3 separate regions of the Homo sapiens genome follow, and all the other regions are linked to region 2. Evidence: read pairs that join two places in POLR2A ChIA-PET (ENCODE). Cell type or tissue: endothelial cell of umbilical vein. All regions are shown on one strand. Region 1 overlaps TAF7L (TATA-box binding protein associated factor 7 like). Region 2 overlaps SRPX2 (sushi repeat containing protein X-linked 2). Region 3 has its middle 26 kb from the start of CSTF2.

Region 1 (4,000 bases), 610 kb after region 2:
TGGTTATATAAAAGCAAAATGAGGGATCCTTGTGATGAAACTGTTTTGTATTTTGACTGTGTAGACAGATACATGAACTTACACATGGGATAAAACTGCATAGAACTAAACACATGCACAAAAATACACGAGTACAAGTAAAACTGGAGAAATTGGAATAAGATTGCAGAATTCTAATCATGTCAATTACCTGTTTGTGGTATTGTACTATAGTTTTGCAAAATGGGGAAAATGGCGAAAGGGTACACGATATCTCTCTTTTATTTCTTACAACTGTATATGAATTTACAATTATTTCAAAATAACATGTTTAATTTTAAACAAAAGAAGAAGCCAAGCCACAATACTCCTGTAGTTTGCCCAAGATTCTACAAGCCTGAAATAACATTAGGAATATAACCACAATTCCCAATTTTCAGGTTCTGGATGGGTTCACTTTAAAACTAGATCTTGCAATAGAAAACTGAAAGCATTAACAGAAGTTTCAAATGTATGATTCTTCCAGACCCCAAATGACTAGCCTATAACCTCAAGGATCAGGTCTTTTTATTCACTGCTATATTCCCTACTGCTAGCATACAGTGCCTGGCATTTAGTTCACATTCAATAAATGTTTATTGAACATATAAATGAATTAAAAATTAATTCCCAACTGACTTTTTCTCTTTTCTTCTGGCCCATGATCCTCTTCTAATCGGCCCGGCAGACACACAAATAGCATGTAACTAACCTTTTTTTGTGTTTTCCGGAACCTTTTCTTTCTGACATTCTTAAGTGGTGGCGTAACTAAAATAAATACAACACAGTGAAACGTTATATGACTGATGGTAGTCACATAGCTGAATTTGATAAAGACAAAGATCATGCTATAAACCAAAGGGTCATGACATCACTCCTTTTTTTTTTTTTTTTTTGAGATCGAGTCCCACTCTGTTGCCCAGGCTGGAGTGCAGTGGTGCGAGCTCAGCTTACTGCAACCACCTCCTCCTAGGTTCAAGCGATTCTCCTGCCTCAGCCTCCCGAGTAGCTGGGATTACAGGTGCCCGCCACCACACCCAACTAATTTTTGTATTTTTAGTAAAGACAGAGTTTCACCATGTTGGCCAAGCTGGTCTCGAACTCCTGACCTCAGGTGATCCACCCGCCTCGGCCTCCCAAAGTGCTGGGATTACAAGCGTGAGCCACCGCGCCCAGCTGACGTGACTCCTCTTAAAGAGTATCTGAGAACCTAATGAACCAAACACCTAAGTGTGGTAAGACGTCCCTGTTTCACAAGGAATTAGGATTCAGCAAATAAATTTTAGTCAGCAGGAATGAGCAAGGGGCTGGTGACTTACTGCCATGCTTCCAGACACATTTTTCTTCTCTCCCCCTTTCTTTTTTCCTGACTATATTAGGATCAGTAGAGGCAGCTGGTTCTTCTGGAGAAAGGTGGATATCACCATCAGCAGTGCACACAAGCATCTACATTTAACAAAGACAAAGAAGTTGACTATGACCACGAATTTTGGGTTAGCAATCATAATCATTCTTACCACTAGAAATGCACAGAAGAGACTGATACTTGCCATTTCCAGAAAACCAAGTATTTTGTAATGTACATTTATATTCTCTCATTTTTGCAGTCTCTCTCTCTCCCTCTCCTCCCCACCACCAGCCACCAGCAGCACTACATATGAACTCTGAAGGTGCTTTGTTTTGTTTTTTTTTTTCCACGAGAGTGTTTACCACTACAGAGGGAATATATTGGAAACAGATCTTGGAACTTAGCTTAGGTTTTTTGTTTTGTTTTTAGACAAAGTCTTGCTCTGTCATACAGGCTGGAGTGCAGTGGTACGTGATCATGGCTCACTGCACCCTCGACCTCCTGGGCTCAAGTGATCCTCCCACCTCAATCTCTAGAATAGCTGGGACTACAGGTGTGTGCCACCACACCTGGCTAATCTTGTTTTTGTAGAGATGAGGTCTCACTATGTTGCCCAGGTTGGTCTCAAACTCCTGGGCTCAGGTGATCCTCCCACCTCAGCCTCCCAAAGTGTAGGGATTATAGGCATGAGCCATTGTGTCTGGCCTATCTCAGCATTTTGATTTAGAGAGGAAATAAGAAATCAACAGCAGAGATGATGAATAAGAACCAATTTAAACCTCCAGAGTTAACAACATACTGTTTTAATACAAAGTTCAGAAGATCCCAGCAGCTCATATGTTTCAATTAATGAAAAGTCACTATAAGTGGCAAATGGGACTCTCTATAGGCTATTTGGTCAAAATACAATACTGAAAGCTAAGGATCAAACACCAAACGAGAACATGACATTTCATTCCTGTGCAGTCAATCTGGAAATTAGAAATGCCAAGCAGCCATTCACCAAGTGGAAAGGAGTACTGAAAGAAAGAAAAATAGGAAGAGAAAAGAATTCCTTGAAGGATGTGAGGCTAGTAAAGAAAACTAGTCCATACCTGAGAAATGTCTGCTGTTTTATAAAAGGTTTTTTTATCAAGCGTTCTCAGGCTTTCAATAACACAAGGCAAGTCAACCAGCTTAGCAGCTAGTGGGACATCTTCTACTTCAACAACTGCATGGCGCCCATCAGCTGAAGAGAAGTAAAGATTAAAGTTGATATCTTCCCAGTGAACTCTTAAACTTCCTAAGGTTTGAATAATGAAGACTTATGTGGGACAGATTAGTCTTTCCAAGAAACCTACTATCTCTCATAATGCTAGAATTGTGTACACAATTAATAGCTTCCTAAAGAAAAGAAATGGAAAGTATATGGAGCTCTTTTTTCCTAGTTTACGTCACTTGTGCAAAAGTAGCTAAGTTTCTTGTTAATGGATGTGAACTAAATATAGGTGAAGTAATAAATGTTTCATTCTCATCCTGAAAAGCAAATTCCATTCATTAAAACCAATTCCTTTTTTTTTTTTTTTAGAAGCATTCAATCGTGTCATTGTACATGTGTGTTTTCAAAGGGCTGGGTGAGGGAAGGGTTGACTGACCCTAGAATGGTGCTAATAAATCTCAAGTTAAATCTCTAATTAGCTTCATAAAGATAAAATTCTATACAACAGCCATATACTAAACTCTGAATATTGCTGCTCAGATGTCCCAAACATAAATGTCTTTTGACACAAGAGGATTCAGGTATAATCTTCTAGTATTATGTGAAAAAAGAAAGATACAAAACAATGTTTATCATTTTGTGTGAATTAACTCTAAAAATAGAGAGATTGCTTCAATTCTAGTATTATGCATAAGAGTTTTGTCAATAAGGAAGTAACAAGAAACAGTATCAGTTATCTGTGGTATTGAGGTTGGGGCACCATAAGGAAGAAGAGTTTTATTTCTCCTTTCGAACTTTTCTTTTTCATTTGATTTTTTTATTTTTCTTTGAGAAGGAGTCTCACTCTGTCACCCAGGCTGGAGTGCAGTGGCATAATCTCTGCTCACTGCAATCTCCGCCCCCTGGGTTCAAGCAATTATCATGCCTCAGCCTCCCAAATAGCTAGGATTACAGGTGTGCACCACCATGCCCGGCTAATTTTTGCATTTTTAGTAGAGACGGGGTTTCGCCATGTTGGCCAGGCTGGTCTGGAACTCCTGACCTCAAGTGATCCGCCCGCCTCAGCCTCCCAAAGAGCTGGGATTACAGGCATGAGCCATCACACCCAGCCTGTTTTATTTGAATTTTCTAACTATGAACTTATATTATCTTTTTTAAAAAATGTCAGTAAGTGTTAACTAACTGGTGAGATTATGAGCCACTTTTTGTTTTCTCCTTTATATGCTTCTCTGTATTAAAAAAAAAAACTAGCAAAATTTATTTATTTTTGGTTGTGTGTTTTTTAGGCAGATAAACTTGTGTGGAAACATTTATTTATTTATTTACTTATTTACTTATTTATTTACACATGCTCTTGGTGCAAATGGCCTCTAGATTCATCCATGGTGTCCCAAATGACAGAATTTTGTTCTTTTTAAAAGGCTGAGTAGTATAGC
Region 2 (4,000 bases):
GGGGCTGGGGCGGGGGGAGAAACCCTAGGCAGGACACTGGCAAAAGCGGACTATGGGGAAACCATCAGACACTACTCTCTTGCGGCACTTCTTGCGTTTGAACTCTTATGGATGCATTAGGTAAGACCAGAGAGTAGTTTCTTTACTTTGGTAGAACATCAGAATCAAATGAGGGCTTAAAATACAGATGACCAGGCCCCATCCTAAACCACCTTAGGAATGTGCTTTTACAAAGGCACCTGAGGGGACTCTGAAGCACAGCCAGGGCTGAGACAGTAAACCCAAACTTGACTCAGATAAGCCCCTGCTCTTGTTTTCTGGCCTCATCTCTTTGCCTTCAGTCTCCAAAGGAGCAAAAGCCATCTTTTTTTTTTTTTTTTTTTTGAGACACAGTTTTGCTCTTGTCGCCCAGGCTGGAGTGCAATGGCACGATTTCAGCTCACTGAAACCTCCACCTCCCAGATTCAAGTGATTCTCCTGCCTCAGCCTCCCGAGTAGCTGGGATTACAGGTGTGCACCACCACACCCAGCTAATTTTTGTATTTTTAGTAGAGACAGGTTTCGCCATATTGGCCAGGCTGGTCTCAAACTCCTGACCTCAGGTGATCTGCCCACCTCCGCCTCCCAACCTGCTGGGATTACAGGCATGAGCCACCATGCCTGGCCGCAAAAGGCATCTTTAAGCACTGAAATCTGAGTAAGATCTATCAAATCCTGGGGAAGAGAACATTAGAGGTGACAGGTGATGGAAGAAGTGGGTCTTTCTCATTATCTATCCAGTATCACCCTTCTAATGCCTTCACATATATTCAGGGCCAATAAAGCCATCACTGCTCTGTTTTAGAGCAGTGCCTCTAAATGATAGAGAAACTATACCTGCCTCTAGGGCACAGTCTCAGTGGGGACAGAAAGATTCAGTCCTAGTTAGAGAAGAGACTAGAAAACCCTCAGAGGGAGACTGCAGACTTGCAGCTACAGATGGAAGAGTTAACCAGAAGGTATTTATCAACCTAAGGGCTGCCATGTATGATGTGCATACACAGCACAGTCTCTGCAGCGGGTGGCCCCTGGAGTCACCCTGTGCAGCCTGCACAGCAATATGTGATAGCCCTGCTTAAAGGGGCCTACAATGAAAGCACCGCCTGTTAATAACAAAGTTGTTGCAGCTGAGGTGAGGAAGGGACAGCTTAGCAGAACTAGATGCATAGAGGCAGCAAGAGTAGAATCTGAACACAGAAAAACAAAGCGACTTGAGACAGGAAGTAGAGGGAATGGGGACCAGGGATGAGGTGGGGAAGGAATTAGTCCATGAGTGGAGCTGCAAAAAGTCAGAGGGTAGTAGAGCCTGTGGGGATGGGTGCCCAGACAAGGTCTCATACCTCCCTGGGCTGTTCTCTCTAGGCAATTTCAGCGCCTCACTCGCTCCTACTTCAACATGGTGTTGATTGACAAGCAGGGTATTGACCGAGACCGCTACATGGAACCTGTCACCCCCGAGGAAATCTTCACATTCATTGATGACTACCTACTGAGCAATCAGGAGTTGACCCAGCGTCGGGAGCAAAGGGACATATGCGAGTGAACTTGAGCCAGGGCATGGTTAAAGTCAAGGGAAAAGCTCCTCTAGTTAGCTGAAACTGGGACCTAATAAAAGGAGGAAATGTTTTCCCACAGTTCTAGGGACAGGACTCTGAGGTGGGTGAGTTTGACAAATCCTGCGGTGTTTCCAGGCATCCTTTTAGGACTGTGTAATAGTTTCCCTAGAAGCTAGGTAGGGACTGAGGACAGGCCTTGGGCAGTGGGTTGGGGGTAGAAGTTCTTCCTTTCCTAACCCGGGCCCCTGCCCAGCTCTCCAAAGTCTTTCAGAAAAGTAAATCCTAAATTCAGTGATGAACTGGCTGTTTTAACTGGTTCCTCTACCCTGAGGTGACAGCAGAGGGCAGCACGAGCACAACAGAAACCAGCTTACACTTTAAGCAAGTGTAGCTGGATTTTCCTTACAGGATGAGGGGTGGGTAGCAGGGTACAAAACATCCTTTTTTTTTTTTTTTTGAGACGGAGTCTTGCCTTGCGCCCAGGCTGGAGTGCAGTGGCGCGATCTTGGCTCACCGCAAGCTCCGTCTCCTGGGTTCATGCCATTCTCCTGCCTCAGCCTCCCGAGAAGCTGGGACTACAGGCGCCCACCACCACACCCGGCTAACGTTTTGTATTTTTAGTAGAGACGGGTTTTGACCATGTTAGCCAGGATGGTCTCTATCTCCTGACCTCGCGATCCACCCGCCTCGGCCTCCCAAAGTGCTGGGATTACAGGCGTGAGCCACCACGCCCAGCCCAAAACATTCTTGAACTTGTTTGTCATTTCCCCTTCTAGGGCACTGGGCAGCAAATGTTATCTGAACCATTGCTTCACTGTTAGAAAAACCCTGCAGTGGGAGAGAGCTTGGTAAGATGTATCCAATCAGAGCAGAATGTTCTCTGGGGCCCTCCAGCTGGCTCACGGGCAAGAACCCCTTCTTCCTGAGGCCTCCCGTTTCTGTAGCAGAAGGCAAACGATTCTCTCCCTTCCTCAGAGGAGTCCCCAGCTTGTTACTTAGGAAACTTCAAAACCACCACTGCAGGTCGTAGGGAAAGAAAAGAAAAACAGACTCAGCCTCATGTATTAACTTCTTCAGATACTTGTCCCCTTTTGAGAGATGAGCACAGAGCAGGTGGGAGCTATAGCAGCACAAAATCAAGCCTTACCAGGCCTAAAATTCGAGGTGGAGCCACACACAGATCCCTGCTCTGACTGCAGTCCCTCTCAATGGTGTGCCAGTGTCTGAAAGACAAGTGTTCTCTCCCTTGCTGCTGAGAGCCTTCTTTCATACAGTCATGGAACCCAGAGTCATAGCTAAGACTCAGCAGCCTCTCTCCTTCAGCTTTACTCAGGGGGTCATCAGTGGATGACTTGAGGGGAGAAGGAAGCAGGCTGGGTGGGGAGGCAGAGCTCATAATGCTCAAGCACTATGTGCCAGGTGCTGTTCTAAACACTCTACTGATTGACTCCGAAGCCTTCACAAGAACCCTATGAGGTAGGTACTGTTATTAACCCCATTTTACAGATGAGGAAATTGAAGCTGAGTGAGATTAGGTAATTTGCCTAAGATCAGACAGCTAGTAAGTGGCAGAGTCAGGATTTCAACACCAGCAGCCTGGCTCTAGAGGCAATGTTCTTCTTAGACATTATGCCATCCTGACGCTACTTCTTTTCCTACTTTCCATTTAAAGACAACTGAAAGCTGTAAGCAAGGAGAAACTTTCCATGTTCTATAATCCTACCCAGACACAAGGCTCAGAGTGGGCTCAGGAGGAAAGAGGGAAATGGAAATGAAAGGGTCTCAACCTGAGAAAATTCAGTCTTGAAAGCGGAGTGATGGGACATAAATCATGAGCCCAGAACAAATTGGGGGAGCAGTGAGTCAGAGAGAATCTCCTTCCACTGGGATTTTAGTGGAAATCTCATTTTTAAAATGCAATATAAAAAATTAGGGAGTTGCTGGGTAGAATGGAACATGGAGGAAATGTTCAAAGTTGGAGCAAAAAGGTCCCTTCTCCCTCTTCCCTCCAGGGAAATATGGGAACTGTGAGAGGCAGCAGGCAAGTTATGGGCAGAGGCAGATACAATGAGTTCATGTGGGAAATTTCTGGTCAGACTAGCTCTGTGGTTCCAAAGGCAAAGACTGCACCTTGGGCGAGATGAATGCCCTTCGTTGTCTTTATCACTAACACTTCAAATGGGGCAAGCCAGGACATACTAGCAGGTCAAAGGCCCAAACAGCGGAGGCCTACTACCTCCTGAACAGAGCTCCACCTGGACCTGACTCAAGGAACATTTATATGCAACTGAGGAGCTTTTGTTTCATTTCATTTTGAATAGTCAAGTCAGTCTTGCTTTCTTTAGGTAAAGTTTTACAGTAACCTCCTTTGTAGTCCTTTGAAGATGAGGATTTGAGAAATCCCA
Region 3 (4,000 bases), 120 kb after region 2:
CAAATTGGACCACAGCCAGAACTAATGAACTAGTTAACTTAGCTGACCAATTATCCCGCACTATGATAAAACAAGGAAAAACAGAAGATTGCCCAAGTTATGCATTTACAGCTAAAGCAATTAACTTCTCAAGCCTCTCGGCCCCAGAAAGATTTTAAGCTCCCTCGGTCTGAGGACTCTTCCCTCCCAGTCTGTTACAACTGTAAATGACCGAGACACCTTATGATGGATTGCCTTAGGCTGAAACAAAAGAAAAGGCAGAATGCAACTCAGGAAGACAAGGGGTGCTCCAAGGAAATACAGGGGTTTCACCTCTCCAAATATTCTACCCTGACAAACCAATTGGGGGAGATTAATATAATAATAAACCATGAGTTTACAACTGCCTTAACTGACATAGGTGTGACTATCTCTGAAAAATCCCACCTTATTTAGAAACCCCATTCCTCAGAGTAATGAAAGAATGAACATGGTGGGTATGTCTAATAAAATGATCTCATGTTTTAAGTCCAAACCCGTACCTTAGGGTTCATCAGGTTCCACTACCCTGTCGCAGGCTCTAAGTGTGACACACTCAGTAGGTCCCATATGTTTCTAATATGCACTGGGGCCCCTGTCAAACTTTTGGGCTGTGATCTCAACATCCATAATGCCCATATCTCTTTTTCATCAAAAGGTGAAACTTTTTTAGAATTGGAGCCAGGAGACCAAAAATACCATATTTAAAAATGTCCTGACAACGTACAATTTAGTACTAGTAATGTTAAAATGTCATCTTGTGACCAGGAAAATAAAATAGAGACAGAGAAGGAAATATTAGGGAAGAAGAGAGAACATTGGAATACAGAGCAGGAAACAGTAAAACTCCTTTTAGTTTCCCCAGTCTTCCTGTTAACACCAGAAGCAGAGCACTTGCTCAAGGATGTGTCCTCCCACTTATAGTCTCAGTCAAATACAGATACAGAGAAAGTATTCTCAGCCATTCCAATAAAGGTAGAGATAAATCCAAAGAAACCCCTATCCAACCTTAAACACTATCCTCTGCAAAAGGAAGCCATAGATGGAATTGCTCCTGTCATACAAGATTATCTGAGAAACGGGCTCATTATTCCCTGCACAATCCCCTGAAACAGCCCTATATTCCCTGTAAAGAAACTAAGCGGGAGAGGATGGAAATTTGTGCAGGAATTGAGGGCAATAAACAATATCATAATTCTCAGGCACACAGTAGTCCCCAACCCACAAACCCTTCTATCACCTATATCCACTACCAGCCAGTATTTCTCAGTTGTGGATCTCTGCAGTGCCTTCTTTAGTATTCCTGTAGAACCAGACAGCCAATATTTGTTTGTCTTTATTTGGAAAGAATGGCAATATACGTGGACTATAATGCCCCAAAGGTATACAGAAAGTCCCACTTAGTGTTCCCAAATATTAGAAGCTGATTTGGAGAATTAAATATTTTCCCAGGGCTCAACATTCATCTACTCTCCTTTGTTCAGACACACTCTCTTCCTCTCAGGAAGATAGTCTATATTTACTCAAACAGCCACCAAGGGACACAAATGTCTAAAGACAAACTTCAGCTATGCTTACCTGAAGTTAAGTATTTGGGACATATTATCTCAGCCAAAGGACTGAGTATTAACCCTGATAGAGTGAGGAATTTTAGCTTTCCCAATGCCCGTCACTAAGAAACAACTTAGAGTATTTTGGGGCCTGGCAGGCTATTGTAGAAACTGGATACCAAATTTCTCCCTTATGGCTCAACTTCAGTGTACATACCTAAAAAATGAACAACCTGATCCCATCATGTGGACTCCGGAGGGACAATCAGCTGTACAACAAATAAAGGAAATTCTGACTAATGCCCCAGCCTTAGGGCACCCGAACTACAAATTGCCTTTCTCCCTTTTCATACACGAAGTTGGAGGTACTGCATCCGGAGTACTGACCCAGAAACATGGTGATCATCAGAGACCTATAGGCTATTATAGCCAACAGCTGGACCCTGTGGCTCAAGGGCTGCCTCCCTATGTGAGAGCAATAGCAGCCACGGCCCTTCCGTATAAGTCTGTTGAAGAAATAATTATAGGTTCCCCCCTTAACATTTTTGTGCCACATTCTCTTGAGACCCTTCTAAACTCTCATCATACACAACACCTGTCTGTCAACTGGTTAGCCTCTTATGAAATTTTGCTTTTATCATCTCCCAATATTACTAGTTCCTGCTGTAATAATCTTAATCTGGCCACTCTCTTGCCAGGCCCTTCTGACAAAACCCCCTCATGACTGTGTTTTGATGACTGACTTCTCACCCCCAGGACAGACCTACAAGAGATGCCACTGGATAATGCTGAGATAGAATGGTATACAGATGGATCTTATTTAAGAGGAGAGGATGGAAATTTTATAGCAGGATATGCTGTGGTTTCCTTACTAGAGGTAATTGAAGCCAATCCTCTCCCCCAAGCCAGATCAGCTCAAGTGACCAAATTGGTTGCCCTGACCGAAGCTTGTCAATTGGCAAAAGACAAGGCTGCAAACATTTACACTGACAGCCACTATGCTTTTGGGGTTGCTCATGACTGGGATGTTATGGAAAGAGAGAGGATATTTAACCCCCTCAGGGCAACCCATAAAAAATGGACAAGTATCAGAGTTGTTAGAAGCTGTTCTAACACCAAAACGCTTGGCAATTATAAAAATCCCAGGTTGGCCAGGCGCAGTGGCTCACGCCTGTAATCCCAGCACTTTGGGAGGCCGAGGCAGGAGGATCACGAGGTCAGGAGATCGAGACCATCCTGGCTAACATGGCGAAACCCCGTCTCTACTAAAAATACAAACCCCGTCTCTACTAAAAATACAAAAAGTTAGCCGGGCGTGGTGGTGGGCGCTTGTAGTCCCAGCTACTCGGGAGGCTGAGGCAGGAGAATGGCATGAACCTGGGAGGCAGAGCTTGCAGTGAGCCGAGATGGCGCCACTGCACTCCAGCCTGGGCAACAGAGAGAGACTCCGTCTCAAAAATAAATAAATAAAATTAAAAAAAAATCCCAGGTCACTCAAAATTAGACACCACAGTAAGTCAGGGTAACCAATTTGCTGAAGCCACAGCTAAAAGAGCAGCATTCAAGCCATCAGCCCCAAGTTGGAAAATGGCCATAAAACCCAAAACACTTAAATACATGTTGAAAGAAACCCAGAGCATAGCTCCTACAAAAGAGAAATCTACTTGGAAACAGGCAGGGGGATACTTGTCTCCCAAAACTGAAATATGGTGTGGACCTAATTATTCCATTCCAAGAAACCCATTATTCCAATGGAATGTCAGGTGTCCCTTATGAAATATGTTCATAATCTAACCCATTGGAATCCAGATAAAATAATATCCTGGTGTAAACAATATTACTGGAAACCATCCTTCACAGTGGCACAAAAAGTTTACTCTCAGCCGGGCACCATGGCTCACACCTGTAATCCCAGCACTTTGGGAGGCCCAGGCAGGTAGATCACCTGAGGTCAGGAGTTCAAGACCAGCCTGGCTAACATGGCAAAACCCTGTATCTACTAAAAATACAAAAATTAGCCAGGCATGGTGGTGCGTGCCTGTAATCCTGCTTCTTGGGAGGCTGAGGCAGAAGAATCGCCTGAACCCAGGAGGCAGAGGTTGCAGTGAGCTGAGATCACGCCATTGCACTCTAGCCTGGGCGACAAGAGCGAAACTCCATCTCAAAAAACCAAACAAAAAAGTTTACTCTCAATGTGTTATCTGTCCCAAACATAACCCAGGAAAACCCCTCCATGGGGCCCAGGGTCATTTTCCCCTTCCGGCTGACCTTTTGAGGTATGACAGCTTGATTTTATCCAGCTGCCATCATCTCAATGTTACAAGTATGTTTTAGTAATGGTCTGCATGTTTTATCATTGGGTTGAAGCTTTTCCCTGCAGGCAAGCAACAGCCACGACAGTTGGAAAAATCCTACTAGAAAAAATTGTCCCA

What was found. Peaks named below come from ENCODE experiments on the same cell type or tissue, not always from the same donor. Only the 100,000 strongest peaks of a DNase experiment are listed, where the experiment ranks them.
Region 1: POLR2A ChIA-PET joins it to region 2 with 6 read pairs; 3 of 35 experiments call an interaction of 5 or more read pairs at or near these places.
Region 3: POLR2A ChIA-PET joins it to region 2 with 7 read pairs; 3 of 35 experiments call an interaction of 5 or more read pairs at or near these places.

What each region holds. Positions count from the first base shown.
Region 1 is chrX:101,280,990-101,284,989 of GRCh38, forward strand. It overlaps TAF7L (TATA-box binding protein associated factor 7 like), which reads right to left. Exons shown (of 13, transcript NM_001168474.2): 4 at 2,461-2,594; 5 at 1,338-1,464; 6 at 731-786. Among named protein-coding and RNA genes, the nearest start is that of TAF7L, 8.3 kb to the right of the region's middle. In endothelial cell of umbilical vein, no CTCF peak of the experiment used is centred here; no DNase peak of the experiment used is centred here.
Region 2 is chrX:100,669,406-100,673,405 of GRCh38, forward strand. SRPX2 (sushi repeat containing protein X-linked 2) reads left to right here. Exons shown (of 11, transcript NM_014467.3): 11 at 1,402-4,000. The coding sequence ends at 1,582. Among named protein-coding and RNA genes, the nearest start is that of SRPX2, 27 kb to the left of the region's middle. In endothelial cell of umbilical vein, a CTCF peak has its summit at 1,895 (motif pointing right); a DNase peak (open chromatin) is centred at 1,956; H3K27ac peaks cover 2,345 bases.
Region 3 is chrX:100,792,784-100,796,783 of GRCh38, forward strand. No RefSeq gene overlaps it. Among named protein-coding and RNA genes, the nearest start is that of CSTF2, 26 kb to the right of the region's middle. In endothelial cell of umbilical vein, no CTCF peak of the experiment used is centred here; no DNase peak of the experiment used is centred here.